Linked DNA regions of Homo sapiens: region 1 is linked to region 2. A link is a loop called in an ENCODE intact Hi-C map of the cell type or tissue named here. Cell type or tissue: mammary epithelial cell. All regions are shown on one strand.

The links. A loop is a pair of places that touch in the nucleus more often than their neighbours do. Peaks named below come from ENCODE experiments on the same cell type or tissue, not always from the same donor. Only the 100,000 strongest peaks of a DNase experiment are listed, where the experiment ranks them.
Region 1: a loop joins it to region 2, with 16 times the contacts of the local background. A loop is called at or near these places in 3 of 110 quality-filtered maps.

The regions. Positions count from the first base shown.
Region 1 is chr17:74,172,385-74,180,384 of GRCh38, reverse strand. No RefSeq gene overlaps it. Among named protein-coding and RNA genes, the nearest start is that of RPL38, 27 kb to the left of the region's middle. RefSeq lists an enhancer at 1-418. In mammary epithelial cell, a CTCF peak has its summit at 3,501 (motif pointing right); a DNase peak (open chromatin) is centred at 3,094; H3K27me3 peaks cover 126 bases.
Region 2 is chr17:73,365,529-73,373,528 of GRCh38, reverse strand. It overlaps SDK2 (sidekick cell adhesion molecule 2), which reads left to right. Exons shown (of 45, transcript NM_001144952.2): 37 at 4,936-5,122. Among named protein-coding and RNA genes, the nearest start is that of CDC42EP4, 58 kb to the right of the region's middle. In mammary epithelial cell, a CTCF peak has its summit at 3,460 (motif pointing right); a DNase peak (open chromatin) is centred at 2,048.

The DNA of each region.
Region 1 (8,000 bases), 810 kb before region 2:
GTGCACAGATTGCTTGCCAGCAAGGTGGAGGCCTTGCAAACTGTATCAAGGAAAGAAGAATGTTTCAAGGAATGAAATCTCAGCCTGGAAAAGAAGAAACTAGAAAGCTACTGCACTTTCTGACTTCCAAACAATTAAATTAGACAAGGAGCGCGAAGGCTCAGTGAGGGGTTGAACGTCCTCTTGACCCTGTCAAAATCTTAGGCCAAAAAAATGCCCGCTTGATCTCCAGCGCTTTGCCCGTTGCTCAGAAGCATTTAGCTTCCTGACGATTCCAGTGTTCTCAGCAGTGACTATCAAACACTCCAGCTTTTACTAATTAATCAGATTTTTTAACAAAGAAGAAAGAAAGAGGTCATGTATCAATTTTACTGAAGAATTCTTCCTTGTATTCAGAAATTCTTCTAACTATCTGAAGGGGACAGGCTGTTTAGCTTCTCTGGGCCTCAGTTTACTCATAAGTGGTTGATGGTGGTGGTGGTGGGGAGGTCCTAAAATCTCTGGACACTTTAGGGTCTGCCATGTCACACATGTGTGCAGGCTCTAGACAGACAGTTCAGGGAGGAGTGGTCCTGAGCCGAGTCTCTGCAGCAGAGTGGCGGCTGGTGGGCGTGGCTCTGGGAAGTGAGCTGACACCTCCACCAGGTGCTTTCCAGCCCCCTAAAACATCTGCCACCCCAGAAAATGGCACAGTGGACGACTTTTGGTCTTGGCCTCCTGGGTTCTTTTCTAAGAGCTGCCATCACAAATGATCACACATTTGTTGGCCTAAAACAGCAGAAATTGATACTCTCCCAGTTCTTCAGCACAGAAGTCTGAAATCCAGGTGTCGGAAGGGCTGTGCTCCCTCTGAGGCTCTAGGGGAGGGTCCCTTCTTGCCTATCCCAGTTGCTGGCGGGGCTCCTGGTGTCCCTCGGCTTGTGGCCACATCACTCGAGTCTCTGCCTCCATCCTCACGTGGTCTCCTTCCTGTGTCTGTGTGTTTCCTTTTTTGTCTCTTAAAAGGACATGCTCTCTGGATTTAGGACCCACCCTAATCCAGGATAATCTCTTCTTTTTTTTTTTTTTTTGAGACAGAGTCTCTGTTGCTCAGGCTGGAGTGCGGTGGCGCGATCTCGGCTCACTGCCACCTCTGCCTTCCAGGTTCAAGCGATTCTCTTGCTTCAGCCTCCCAAATAGCTGGTATTACAGCCACCACGTGTGCCACCACGCCTGGCTAATTTTTGTATTTTTAGTAGAGATGGGGTTTGGCCATGTTGGCCTGGCTGGTCTTGAACTCCTGGCCTCAGGTATCTGCCCACCTCAGCCTCTCAAAGTGTTGGTATTACAGGCGTCAGCCACCACGGCTGGCCCCCCAAAACACCCTTCAAAGAGATTATCAAGAGGATAATCTCTGCTTGATCCTCACCCTAACTACATCTGCAAAGACCCTATTTCCAAATTAGGTCACATCCTGAGGATCAGATGGAAGTGAATGTTTTGGGGGACACTGTTGAAACACTGCACTTTCTCGGCATGTCTCCTTCCCTCTTCCTGGTAAGATACCCTCCCTCATTTGGAAGATTCTTCTGTCCTACTTCCCATTGCACACAATTCTGATGGGCAGGTAGTAACAGTGTCCTTTCCCCTCCCCTTGACCACAGGGGCAGACATGTGTGCCCTGGGACATTGTACCTGTCTCTCAGGCCTTAAGAATGGACAGGAGGTTGGGCAGTGGGGACTCAGGGATCGGAACTGGTCCAGACAGAGTCATTCCTGAGATTTAGATATTCCTCAAGATATGTCCGGGCACAGTGGCTCACGCCTGTAATCCCAGTACTTTGGGAGGCCAAGGCGGGTGGATCTTCTGAGGTCGGGAGTTCAAGACCAGCCTGGCCAACATAGCAAACCCCCATCTCCACTAAAAAAGCATAAAATTAGCCTGGCGTGGTGGCAGGTGCCTGTAATCCCAGCTACCTGGGTACTTGGGAGGCTGAGGCAGGAGAATCACTTGCACCCAGGAGGTGGAGGATGCAGTGAGCTGAGATTGCACCATTGCACTCTAGCCTGAGCAACAGGATCAAAACGCTGTCTCAAAAAAAAAAAAAAAAGATATGTTCAACAGGAGAGGGAGAGGGAGCCTCTGGGATCCTGTGCTAGGATCGTGCAAGCCTGGAAGAGCCTGTGGCCATCTCCCTTCCTCCTGCTGCATGAAGGCAGCTGGTATGCAGAAGGGCAGGCTAGGACCAGCAACAAACAGAAGCAGAGTCTGGAGATGGGGATATGGGCATGGCAGGGGGCTAAGGAAAACAGAATAAAAGGATGGGAAAACCAGATGTGGTCATCCAGGCCTGCCAGCACCTGACTCCGTTCTCTTTCTTACCCTCAATCCGCACCTGCCAGCACCCAACTCTGCTCTCTCTGCCTGTGCAGCTCCCTTCTCTACTCCAGTGAATCCGAGTTGCTGTTCTGTCCCTTGCCACAGAAACCTGACGGACACAACAGCATACGGAATAACCGGTGGCCCTTGAGGGGGCTGGGAGAGCAGCCATCGGTGACGTTATCAGAAGGGATTCCCGCTTTGGCAGGCGCTGGACTGGATTAATGACTTCAATAAGCACATATTAGGCCCCTTCTGTGTGCTAGCTACAGGGGATGCAGAGATGCAAGCCAATGGTAAAACAGTCTTTAACGTATGCAAAGTAGGTTAACTGGAGGGTAGGAGTGCGGGGTAGACCTAGCTACAGGGGATGCAGAGATGCAAGCCAATGGTAAAACAGTCTTTAACGTATGCAAAGTAGGTTAACTGGAGGGTAGGAGTGCGGGGTAGACTATTTTCAGGTAGCTGTCAGGTGGTAGGGTTGGGGTGAGCCCTTGGTGGCTTGGGAGCAGCTCTCTCTGGTGCACAGCAGGTGTTGGGAAGTATGTGTTGAATAAATGAATTTAGATTATTTTATGGTTCACTTGCTTATGTCTGCCAGTGACTCATGCTGTGTGCCTCTTCTTTCCTCTGCACACATCTCTCCCTGTGCTCATCCATGCACACACACATGCAGGCACACACTGTCAACAGCCTGGTATGATGCTGGGCACCTGGGAGTGCTGACTAAGTGTCTGGGGGGGGGGGTCACATGATGGAGTGGCTGGCAGATTGGCAGCCACCGTGGTAGGAAGCTGTCCTATTTGTCTGGAATTTGGGCTTGTGCTCAGCTCCTAATGACTCACTTTGTGGATTGGCCATGGGGTGTTTCATCCACAGGTTCTCTCCCCTCCTCATCACCAGGGAGGTGTCTGGGTGGTCTTCAGCAAGGATGGGCAACATGGCCATTTCAACACTGGTTCTTGACTCCCATGTTGTTTGGGGGTCTTGGGGGTTCTTCAGAGGGAGAGGGAGGGATGCTGCAGAGGGCAGTATGGAATACGGGGCTCCTTGTTTCTAGATAGGGCTGTCAGAGGCTTCTCCATCTATGGGCCCTGTTCTTGGAAGCCGGGTCTGCGCTGCAGGTCCCTCACACAACCACTAGATGCCAGTGTTTCTTAATGGATGGAAGGGGGAGCCTGGGAAGGGCTGGCGGAGAGGGAAGGTCTAGATGGTCCTAGGGGGATAACAGGGCCTGGGCTGTGCCCATCTTATAGATGGGAATAGTGAGTCCTGGGAACTTAGCTAAGGCACAGGTAAGCTTCTCTAGACACTATGCAGTGAATCTGACGAAAGCGCCAGGGTTCCGGCTTCCACTTCCTTGTTCAGTGTCTTTATTCGGGATGTCTCACCTGTGCTGTCCAAGAAGGGCGTTGCAAACAGGTAAGTGGGGAGGGGCCGGAGGGGATGAGGGTGGTTCTGGGGAATCCAGCTTGGGAGGAGTGGAGCCTGACAATGAGAGAGGGGGTGAGAGAGAGGACTTGGGGGACCAGCAGCTGGAAAAGCACTGTTCATCCCATTCCGGCATTCATCCTTCCTTCCTGCCTCTCATCCTCCTTTCTGTTTTAGTTTGGTATCTCAGAAGGCAGAGAGAGAGACACACACACAGAAAGAGAGGAGGAGAATCAACCAGGTGAGGAGGCTCCACTTTTTTTTTTTTTTTTTTAGACAGAGTATCGCTTATTGCCCAGGCTGGAGTGCCATGACACGATCTTGGCTCACTGCAACCTCTGCCTCCAGGTTCAAGTGATTCTCCTGCTTCAGCCTCCCGAGTAGCTGGGATTACAGGTGCCCGCCACCATATCCAGCTAATTTTTTTTTTTTTGTATTTTTAGTAGAGACAGGGTTTCACCATGTTGGCCAGGCTGGTCTCAAACTCCTGACCTCAGGTGATCCACCAACCTCAGCCTCCCAAAGTGCTGGGATTACAGGCATGAGCCACAGTGCCCGGCCTGAGGCTCCACTATTCAAGGGAGAATCCATCTCGTGCTGAAATGAAGTGCAGGTGTGGGACTTCTGTGCTGTTCCCCATCCTTGCCCCCTGCTCCCTGGCCCTTATTCCTGGCACAGGGCCAGGTGTGCAGGAGGCCCTCCGTAAGTGTGTCTGGGTGGAGGTGGGGGCAGAGCGTGGCCAAGGACGGGAGATGGAGCTCCCTCAGTACAGTTCCTTCTGGCTTCCCATGGGGCAGACCTGGGGATTCCAAAACATGGGGCGAAGATTGACTGTTGAGCCCCCAATACAGTCCCAGCAATGTCAACACCACTCAGGGAAGTCACAGTTAAACATCGGGGGCCACGGCCTCTGCTCAGCCCCATTGGAGGGGAGGAGTGGGGGTCGGGATGGAGGGCAGATCAAGAGAGAGGCTAATGTGGTTTAAGCAGAGATAAGAAAGGCTGTGTGCTGCCTGCAATGCTTCCCGGTGAGCCTAGGATTCTATCATTAGAGACTGATTTATTTAGGTCAAGCCGTGACTCCCCCTAGGAGTTTTACATAGTTTCTTGCATGTAATAGACCATTCAGTAAATATTTGTCAACGGAGTCTCCTTAAAATGAAAATACCCCGAGGAGCGATAAACCATTTTCATTTGCTAACACTTCACCGTGAATTAGTTTATCACACTAACTAGTGTCCTAACAAGGTTTCTGAGGGGGAAACTCAGTACAGATGTGTTCTGAGGAGGCGCCTGCCTGGGAAGACGGGGGAGATGTGGAGTTTGGGCAAGTGCTGGAGATGATGTGACTTGGCCGAGAGCAAGGGCCAGCGTGCTCAAGGTGGGCACAAGGATGTTGGGTGTCTGCTGCCGGCCATACAGTCATGCCTCTTCCCTGTTGAAACTCTCTAAGATCTTCACAGTCCCTGGGAAAATGTCCCAACTCCTCTCTAAGGTTGCAGAGGTCCTTTCTGATCCAATCACCTCTCTCCTCCCCAGCCTCCCGTCTTGACACTGGCAATGCTCCAGCCGGACTCTTCCTTGAACTTAATGAGGCCTTATTACCTCCTTCCCTTTGTACTTGCTATTTATTCCCTATGCCTGGCTTACTATCTCACACTCTTTGCCTGGTTAATTTCAATGAGTTTTTCAAATTTTGTTTAGATGTCACTTCCTCCAGGAAGTCTTCCATGACCAACCCAGTGTAGAGGAGGCTCTTCTTCTTCTTCTTCTTCTTTTTTTTTTTTTTCTGAGACAGAGTCTCGCTCTATCGCTCAGGCTGGAGTGCAGTGGCGTGATCTCGGCTCACTGCAAGCTCCGCCTCCTGTGTTCACGCCATTCTTCTGCTTCAGCCTCCCGAGTAGCTGGGACTACAGGTGCCCGCCACCACGCCCAGATGATTTTTTTTGGTATTTTTTTAGTAGAGATGGGGTTTCACTGTGTTAGCCAGGATGGTCTCGATCTCCTGACCTCATGATCTGCCCGCCTTGGCCTCCCAAAGTGCTGGGATTACAGGTATGAGCCACCACGCCTGGCCGAGGAGTTTCTTCTTCTAAATGGTCTGGCAGTACTCTGTAACTGCACTCTCCTTGCAATTACATTGCAGAATTGGAAAAAAGTAACAAAAAGTAGTATACATGCAGAATTTAAACAAATTCCAATTGTATAGGAGGCTTATAATAAAAAATTACAGTTGCCTGCTTGTATTAGTCAGAGTTCAGTCAGGAAAATAGAAACCACACCAGTTATCTTAACAGAGAATTTAATATAGAGAATTGGCTAAACAGGTATTGGAGGACTGAAAAAGCCCAAAGAGAACATTGAAGTAGCATGGTTAGAGGAACTAGAGAAAGAAGCCATCATCCCTAGGATGGGCAGAACAAAAGGGAGATGTCGTGGTTATCTGACTCTACAAGCTTGAAGAAGAGGCCCCATGGAGCTGGGTTTAGACCTCAGACGCTGCAGCCTGGCTGACTGGTGCTGCTATCTCTGAAGGAGCATGATGAGATTGTGCAGTAAAAACTGGCTACTGGAATGCACTGCTGCTGCTCGGGGGGAGATCTGTTGCTGGAGAGACAGGGACAAGAAGAATAAGCCAGCAGAAAGAGCATATGCCTCTTTTCTCTCCTCCAGCCTTTGGTTTCTCTCTAGTCCTCCTACAGGCAGAACCCAACAAGGAGCCAGTTGACGAAGGAGAGATGTTATGTGCAGAGCCCCAATCTTAGCACCAAAACGTAGAGTTTAGAAGAGTGAGCTCGGGCTGGGCGTGGTGACTCATGCCCGTAATCCCAACATTTTGGGAGGCTGAGGCAGGCAGATCACCTGAGGTCATGAGTTTGAAACTAGCCTGGCCAACATGGCAAAACCCCACCTCTACTAAAAATACAAAAATTAGCCAGGTGTGGTGGCAGGCACCTGTGGTTCCAGGCACTCTGGAGGCTGAGGCAGGAGAATCACTTGAACCTGGGAAGCAGAGGTTGCAGTGTCTGAGACTGCGCCACTGCACTCCAGCCTGGGTGACAGAGCAAGACTCCATCTCAAAACAAAACAAAAAAAAAATAAAAATAAAAATAAAAATAAATGAATGAATAAATAAATAAATAGAAGGGTGAGCTCGGAGTTGAGAGATGATAGCTTGACAGCTGACACAGTCCTCCACCCCTTTGGCTACTCAGCATCCATCTACATGTACTGAACACCATCTAATGATAACAACAAACGTACACCTTTACCTTATAACATGCAATTATCTTTTGTACAAAGACACTCACAGTGTTCTCAAAGAGAGGAGACATAAAATCCCAAGAGCTCTTATATCCTCCTCTGAGTGACAGTCATGGTACTCGTTTCTAGATGATGTTGATCACCCCTCAAAACTAGTCATGGTCCCATCTGAATATTTTGTAACTTAAAGATGAAATTGTGAAGTTAACCACTGCTAATAATCTTTACATAAAATAAAAACGGCAAAGGAGAGAGAAGAGACATTAGTTAATATGTGCCAGTGCAAACATGTATACATATCAACAGGCAAGGAAGAAAATATTCCTGCTTTCTATGTTCTTGTTTTTATGAGGTCGTGTTGATATTAACTTCCTTCTCTCATTGCCTGTTCCATATCCATTAGTCTTCCCTTAGACAAGGAAGTACTACACGGGTCACCAGAGAACTTCCTGGGTTCCTTGTCTCCTTTATATAGTAGCTAACTAGTTTCTCTTTGCTAACTAGGAAAGTGATTCTCTTCTCTGCCTGTTTATTCAGCAGCATAAAGAGCCTATAAAATGTCCAGGTGTTAGCCTTGATGTCCAGTTCAGTGGAACAATCACTGGGTCTCTGGTGGAAACATTCCTCCTTTGGTTCCTAAAACCTCCAAACCAGCAGAGTTCAAAGTTAAAGAGGGGATAGGAAACAAACATTCTGTGAGAGTTGTTAGGTATGATAGTGAGAGGTGGCTGAGTGTGGTGGCTTAGGCCTGTAATCCCAGCACTTTGAGAGGCCGAGACGGGAGGATTGCTTGAGGCCAGGAGTTTGAGACCAGCCTGGGCAACATAGTGAGATTCCTTCTCTACAGAAAGTATTTTTTAAAAATAGTAAGAGGAGTCACTTCCACTTCCACTCCTTGTTTCCCTGGCCTGTGTATTCTGGTCTGGGAAAAACATGGCTGTAGATT
Region 2 (8,000 bases):
GAGATAAGTGGTGGTAAGCGTATGGGGAAAAGGGAACCTTTGCACGCTGTTGGTGGGAACGTATATCAGTACAGCCATTATGGATAACGGTATGGAAGTTCCGCAGAAAATTAAAAATAGAACTCCAATGATCCAGCAATCCCACTACTGGGTATTTATCCAAAGGAATTGAAATGAGGCTCTTGAAGAGCTATCTGCAGGCCCATGTTAATTTCAGCATCATTCACAGTAGCCAAGATGTGGAAATAGCCTGAGTGTCTGTGAATGGATGAATGAATGAAGAAAATGTGGTTTATACACAGTGGAATACCATCCAGCCTTGAAGGAAATCCTGCTGTTTGCAACAACACGGATGAACCTGCAGGATATTATGCCAAATGAAATGTACCAAGCACAGAAAGACAAATACTGCATGACCTCGCGTATATGTGGAATCTAAAATAATCAAACTCATAGGAACAGAGAGTAGAACAGCGGTTGCCAGAGGCTGAGGGAGTGAGGGAAATAGGGAGAAGGTCCCAGGATACAGCGTTTCGGTGAAGCAGGCTGAATACGATCTAGATCTAATGTACAACATGGTGATGATAGTTAATGATACCGTATTGTACACTTGAAATTTGCTCAGAAGGTTCTCACCACAAAAAGATGATGAACATGTTAATTAGCTTGATTGTGGTAATCATTTCATAATGCATGTGTATATCAGAACACCATGTTGTATACCTTAAACACATACAGTTTTTTGGGGTTTTTTTGTTTTTTGATTTTTTTGTTTGTTTGTTTTTTTCGAGACAGAGTCTCACTCTGTCACCCAGGCTGGAGTGCAGTGGTGTGATCTCCACTCACTGCAACCTCTGCCTCCTAGGTTCAAGGGATTGTCCTGTCTCAGCCTCCCGAGTAGCTGGGATTACAGGCACCCACCACCATGCCCGGCTATATATAGATCTTAGATTGTCAATTATACCTCAATAAAGCTGAAAAAAGAAATGAAAGGGCAGAGAATTGGGCATAGTAAATGGCAGGTTCGTGATTATAATGGTGCACTCCCATGCTTGCCCCTGTCCACATAAGGCATTTATTCATCCAGCAGATATTGATTGAGGACCATGGATGTGCCAGCCATGATTCTAGGTGTTTGGGTCCCAAGGGGGCCACATGGACCGAGATGCCTGCCCGCTGGAGCCTGCATTCTGGCAGACTCCTGGTTACCCATCAATGTGCCCCATGCAGCTCAGCAGTGTGCCCCATGGGAACCAGGATCTGGGCTCAGTCCCTTTATGTCCTTTGCACGCGTGTCAGTCCCTCTCACTGTGAATCATCAGCTAACAAAGGTCCGCAGAATGCAGCGCTCACAAACAAGATGCACCTGCCGGAGTGCCTGGTTTGTGAAGACAGCTGTCCCTGGGTTCTAGGCCCCGACCCACTCCTCACCCAAGAGCATGACTGCAGCCATTGGCCCTTCCTCTCCTCCACCTCCCCAGTGGATAGCTCCCACGGGCAGGGCAGAAAAGCATTCTGAGATATGTTTCCTCTTTTTATGCCTTTTCCTGACCTCACTTTTTTTTTTTTTTAACGGACTCTCGCTCCGTTGCCCAGGCTGGAGTGCAGTGGTGCTATCTCAGCTCACTGCAGCCTCCACCTCTCGGGTTCAAGTGATTCTCCTGCCTCAGCCTCCTGAGTAGCTGGGATTACAGGCATCCGCCACCATGCCCGGCTAATTTTTGTATTTTTAGTAGAGATAGAGTTTCGCCATGTTGGCCAGGCTGGTCTCAAACTCCTGACCTCAGGTGATCCACCTGCCTCAGCCTTCCAAAGTGCTGGGATTACAGGTGTGAGCCACCGCACCTGGCCTGACCTCACATTTTCTTCCAGTTGTCACCCATTTCTTTGGCCCCTTTACAGCAGAATTCCTCAAAAGAATCTTCTGTACTCACTCCCTCCGATTCCTCTGCTCTCTTTCTCCCTTGAACTCGCTCCAAATAGGTTCTCATCCCCGCCACCCCACCGAAGCTCTTCCTGCCAAAGTTGTTAATAATTCCCATGTTGCTCATATCGAGTCAAACCACAGGCTTATCCTGCCTGACTCAGCAGCTGTGTTTGACACATGGATCTCTCCTTCCTCTCAAAATGCTTGCTTTCCTCAGCTTCCCTCGCTAGCTCTTCCTCCCCACCAACCACTGAATGCTGGAGGCCCCCAGGGATCAATCCACAGCCCTCTTCTCTACCTAAGAGAATCCATTCATTCTCCCAGTGTGCACTCACGGAAGACCACCTGTGTGCTAATAATGGCAAACTTTTAGCATCAGCCATGACCTTTCCAAATCCAACAGGAACTTTGTTAACTGTTGTACCCCCATTAGTATGAATGCATGAGTGAATGAATGATTTCATACATGACTGCCTCTGCTTTCATTCATCTATCCATATGAGAAGAATCTGCTTTTCGTTATTTTTATGTTATTTTAGAGATGGAGTCTTGTTCTGTTGCCCAGGCTGGAGTGCAGTGGTGTGATCTCAGCTCACTGCAACCTTCACCTCCCGGGTTCCAGCCATCCTCCTGCCTCAGCCTCCCAAGTAGCTGGAACTGCAGGTGCACACCACCACTCCTGGCTAATTTTTGTGTTTTTAGTAGAGACAGGGGTCTTGCCATGTTGCCCAGGCTGGTCTTGAACTCATGGGCACAGGCGATTCCCCTCTCTCAGCTTCCCAAGTGCTAGGATTACAGGTGTGAGCCGCTGCACCCGGCCCTCTCCCCCTTTCTAAAAAAGAAATCACTACAAAAGAAATCCCCATCTCTACGAAAGAAATAGCCAGGTGTGGTAGCACTCATGTAGTCAGAGCTACCTGGGGGGCTGAGGCGGGAGGATTGCTTGAACCTGGAGGTCAAGGTTACAGTGAGCCAAGATCATGCCACTGCACCCCAGTCTGCGTGACAAAATGAGACCCTGTCTTGAAATAAAATAAAATAAAATAAAATGGGAGAGAGGGCCGGGCACAGTGGCTCACACCTGTAATCTCAGCACTTTGGGAAGCCAAGGTGGTTGGATCGCTTGAGCCCAGGAGTTCAAGACCAGCCTGGGAAACATGGCAAGACCCCGTCTCTACAAAAAATTAAAAACTTAGCTGGGTGTGGTGGTGCACACCTGTAGTCCTGGCCACTCAGGAGGCTGAGGTGGGAGGATGGCTTGAGCCCAGGTGGTTGAGGCTGCAGTGAGCTGTGATCGTGCCACTGCACTCCAGCCTGGGCAACAGAGTGAGGCCTGTCTCAAATAAAAAAATAATAATAAAGGGGGAGAGGGATTGGAGAAAAGCAAGGATTTCATGGTAACAAGATGTCCTAACTGCCACCCATACATGCCAGTGGGGACACTTTTATTAGCTCTTTCTCACTTTATGGGCTTCCTCCAGGGAAATGAGAAATTGAAAAGCCGGTGACATGCAGAAACCTCATTGGCCAGCAGGGGGCGCCAAATGACCTCCAATTTTGCACGTGGCTGGGCCCAGCTGGCCGCTATCTGGATGGCCTCAGTCCTGGAACTAGCAGAAGTGTTAACCTGTGCTACAGAGGAAATGATTGAAAACAATGGCTGGGCTTGGTGGTTCGCGCCTGTAACCCCAGCACTTTGGGAGGCCGAGGCGGGCGGATCACAAGGTCAGGAGATCTAGACCATCCTGGCTAACACGGTGAAATCCCGTCTCTACTAAAAATCCAAAAATTAGCCGGGCGTGGTGGCGGGTGCCTGTGTCCCAGCTACTCGGGAGGCTGAGGCAGGAGAATGGCGTGAACCCGTGAGGCGGAGCAAGATCGCACCACAGCACTCCAGCCTGTGTGACAGTGCGAGACTCCATCTCAAAAAACAGAAAGGAAGAGAAAACACCAGGGAGCATCTGTTGTGTTCCTGGCCTAAAGCCTTCTGCAGCCACGGGGTTCCTTAGGAAACTGGCCAAGTACCTGGGTGAAACCCTTAGAACCTGCACCCCTCACACGGACCCCAGGAAGTACGTGTCCTTAACCTCACTGAATGTACGACAAAACTGCAGCTCTGGGAAGTCAGCTGGCCAGGTCCCGCTGCTGTATGCGGTGCAGCTGGGATTCAGCCTCCCGCTGCCCGCCGTCTTGGCCGAGGCCTTCCTCTGCAGCGGGCCTTGTTCCTGTTAACCAGCAGCTGCTGGTGCAGCGGGCCCGGGGTGGCCCTGAGACTCTGCATCCCTCACCAGCTCCCAGGTGACATGAGGCCACCAGCACTTGCACCACACTCTGTCTGGATAGACTCCACACTGCCTTATCTCCCCAGCTCAGCCTCCCGTAGGACGGATTTGCTTTATTCCTCCAGGAACTGTACTAAGTGCTGATGTGCCAGCGCTATGGTAAATCCTCCAGGCATGGCGGGAAACACAGACACTTGGGGGCCATGCCCTGGAGTTTACTGTCTGGCAGAGACCAGGGTCTTGGCTGTGAAAAGGAAGGTTCCAGAAAGGTTTCTAAAACAGTTCTTAAATTCTTTTTTTTTTTTTTTGAGATGGAGTCTTGCTCTGTCACCCAGGCTGGAGTACAGTGGCGTGATCTCAGCTCACTGCAACCTCCACCTCCCAGGTTCAAGTGATTTTCCTGCCTCAGCCTCCAGAGTAGCTGGGACTACAGGCACTTGCCACCATGCCCGGCTGATTTTTTTGTATTTCCAGTAGAAACGGGGATTCACCATGTTGGCCAGGCTAGTCTTGAACTCCTGGCCTCAAGTGATCCACCCACCTCTGCCTCCCAAAGTGCTGGGATTACAGGTGTGAGCCACCGCACCCGGCCTCTTAAAGACTTCTCCGCTGTTTCCCAGGTGACTCACAGCAATGAAGGTGTCTCTGAGACTACAGGTCAGCAGGGACAGGAGGGACTCTCATTGCCCCTGTCCCCCTCACTCCCACATCCTTCTGTTCCCACAGATTTATTTCTGGGAAGCCCAGCGGGGGAACCTCACAGAGCGAGTGAAGACGCTTTTCCTGGCTGAGAACAGCGTGAAGCTCAAGAACTTGACTGGCTACACGGCCTACATGGTCAGCGTGGCCGCCTTCAACGCCGCTGGGGATGGGCCTCGGAGCACCCCCACCCAAGGCCAGACCCAGCAAGCAGGTGGGAGAGGGGGCCCTGAGGAGGGGAGGGGTAGGTCGGCCACGGGGGGTTGCAAGAGGACCTACCTGGCATCCGGGCTCTTGGCAGGCATGGGGGCAGCTGCCTTATCCGCCTGAGGATCTGGTCGTGGTACCCAGGTCCCCAGAGACACCCTCCCAAGTGGGAGAGCCCATTCTCAGAAAAGAGAAGCTGTCCCCATAAAGCCTTGAGAAACCCCCACACCTCATCCCTGTCCTCCCCACCGTTTGCCCCGCCTTGCAGACGGACAGTCAGCACCCCCAGCCCCTCCCAGCCAGCCTACTTCTGCTCCCTGCCTTCTTCCCACCTGCCTTCCCTCTGTCTCTCTGGCTTTGTTCATTCCACAAATACTGAGTGTCTTATGAGCCCGTGCCATGCTAGATGCTAGGGACACAACAGTGAGACCAGCAAGGTCCCCACCCTAGTGCGGGGGACAGATCATAAGCAAGTTGATGAAGTAAATGCAGACGGGGGTCAGCACAGGTGACCTAAGAGTGAGGCAGGAGTGGGTGGATGGCTCTGGATAGGCTCACCCACAAAGCCCTCCCTGAGGAGGTGAGATTTGAATGAGAAGAGGCCGGCAGGGGCCAGGCATGGTGGCTCACGCCTGTAATCCCAGCACTTTGGGAAGCCAAGGCAGGTGGATCACCTGAGGTCAGGAGTTTAAGACCAGCCTGGCCAACATGGTGACACCCTGTCTCTACTAAAAATATAAAAAATTATCCAGGCATGGTGGTACGTGCCTGTAATCCCAGCTACTTGGGAGGCTGAGGCAGGAGAATCACTTGAACCCGGGAGGTGGAGGTTGCAGTGAGCCGAGATTGTGCTACTGCTGCACTCTAGCCTGGGTGACAGAGTAAGACTCTGTCCCAAAAAAAAAAAAGACAAGAGGCCAGCCATGAGATGCTCTCAGGAGGTGGCAGAGGGTGCTGGGGGCTCCAGGCAGAGGGAACCGCAGGTGCTAAGGCCTAGGGGCTGGAGAGGAACCCGGGAACGCAGAGAAAGCCAGGTGGCTTGCAGGAAAATGGGGCGAGAGCTCAGGCTGGGGGATTGGGATTGGGATTAATTATAAGTACAATGGACCACACATGGTATCTCACACCTGTAATCCCAGCACTTTGGGAGGCCGAGGTGGGTGGATCATTTGAGGTCAGGAGTTCAAGACCAGCCTGGCCAACATGATGAAACCCTATCTGTACTTAAAAAACTACAAAAATTAGCTGGGCATGGTGGTGCACCCTTCTCCAATCCCAGCTACTCAGGAGGCTGAGGCAGGAGAATCGCTTGAACCTGGGAGGTGGAGGTTGCAGTGAGCTGAGATTGTACCACTGCACTCCAGCCTGGGTGACAGAGCAATAATCTGTCTTAAAAAATAAAAAAATTTAAAAAGTATGCTGGGAAGCCATGGGAGGGCTTGAGCAGTTGAGCAACAGGGTCTGGTTTACATTTAGAGAAAAGTGCTCCGGCTGCTGTGCAGAAGATGGCCTGGTGGAGGGGAGAGAGTAGAGGCAGGGAGGGGAGATCGGGAGGCTGAAGGGTGGCGGGTGCAGAGGAGAGGGCGCTGGTGAGAATCCTGCTGCCTGTGTGCAGAGCGAGCCTGGTAGTCAGGCACTGTCACACTTAACCCTCCCAGAAGCCCCGTGGACAGGCAGGGCAGGCAGCACCCTCATCTCACGATGAGCCGGGGTCACCCAGGAAGTTATACTACTTGTCCAGGGTTGCCCAGCTGGTCACTGGGGCAGCAGAGGCTGGAACCCAGGATTTCTGAGAGAACCAAGTGTTCTGTCCTCGTGGACTGGAATACTGGCCTTTTGCCCCGGCCTCCCTTGAGCATCTTGTTCAACCTGCTGCTTCCTATGCTGTCAGTGACATGTGGCTTTTAAAGAGCTGCAGAGGGCACACCTGTGGCATCAGTTCCTCATTATGACCCTCTCTGGGGACAAGCCCTGGCTCCAGGGAACCCTTTCCCTCCACTACCCCCAGGGTCTGACGGTGGCCAGAATGAGCGTGAGCTGCTGAATATACAAGTCTGTCCGTCCGCCTCCTGTCCCGGCCACTCTTTTGTCAGTGCCATCTGCCAGATGCGAACCCCAGGGAACCCGAGGCTTCCGTCACTGCGGCAGCAGGACAACATGTTCTGTCCCACGTCCCTGTAGCACAGGGGAGGCAGGAAGGGCCCCCTGAGCTCACCTCCCTCCTTCAAAGACACTCGCTGACTCTGCCTCCTGGGGCTGGAGCCGGAAGCAGGTCCGGATTAGCTCCAGCGTGGTGGGGAGGCAGCGCCGGACAATAATAGCCTGGTCATCCTCCCTGGGCCAGCTGGGGATGCCGCAGATTGGGACGCTTCCTGCCCTTCCTCTGTCCTCCCCATCAGGGGAGCCCCCACCCCCATGATTTTGGGGTTGCCACAGGGTTCTTGGTCCGAGAAAACATTTCTCCCAGAGGGTCTGACTGTCCTTGGCGTGGCTCCCCCTGACTGCGTGGGGCCTCTGTGACAAGCCCTGGAGCCCCAGGAGGAGAGGAAGGCCATCTCCGTCTGCTGTGGTTCTGGTGTCTTCTTTGTTTAGCGCCTACCGAATATTCTGAGGCCCAGACACCCCCACCTTCTCCACGAAAGCCAAAAGACGAACCCCGCAAAGCCAGGAAATGGCCTTGCCCCACGATGACCCCGGGGGTGTGACAGCTTGTCCCACACTCATAGCCCGGGCTCAGAGCCACTTAGCAGGGAGAAGCCTGAATTCTGCAACTTGAGGGAAAAATCGAGTTCTCTTTCTTCCCAGTTCTTAGGACTCTGATACTGGAAAGTTGAGAGAGGAGAGGAAGGGGGCCTGATGGCCTCCAGTGACCCCTCCTGCCCGCC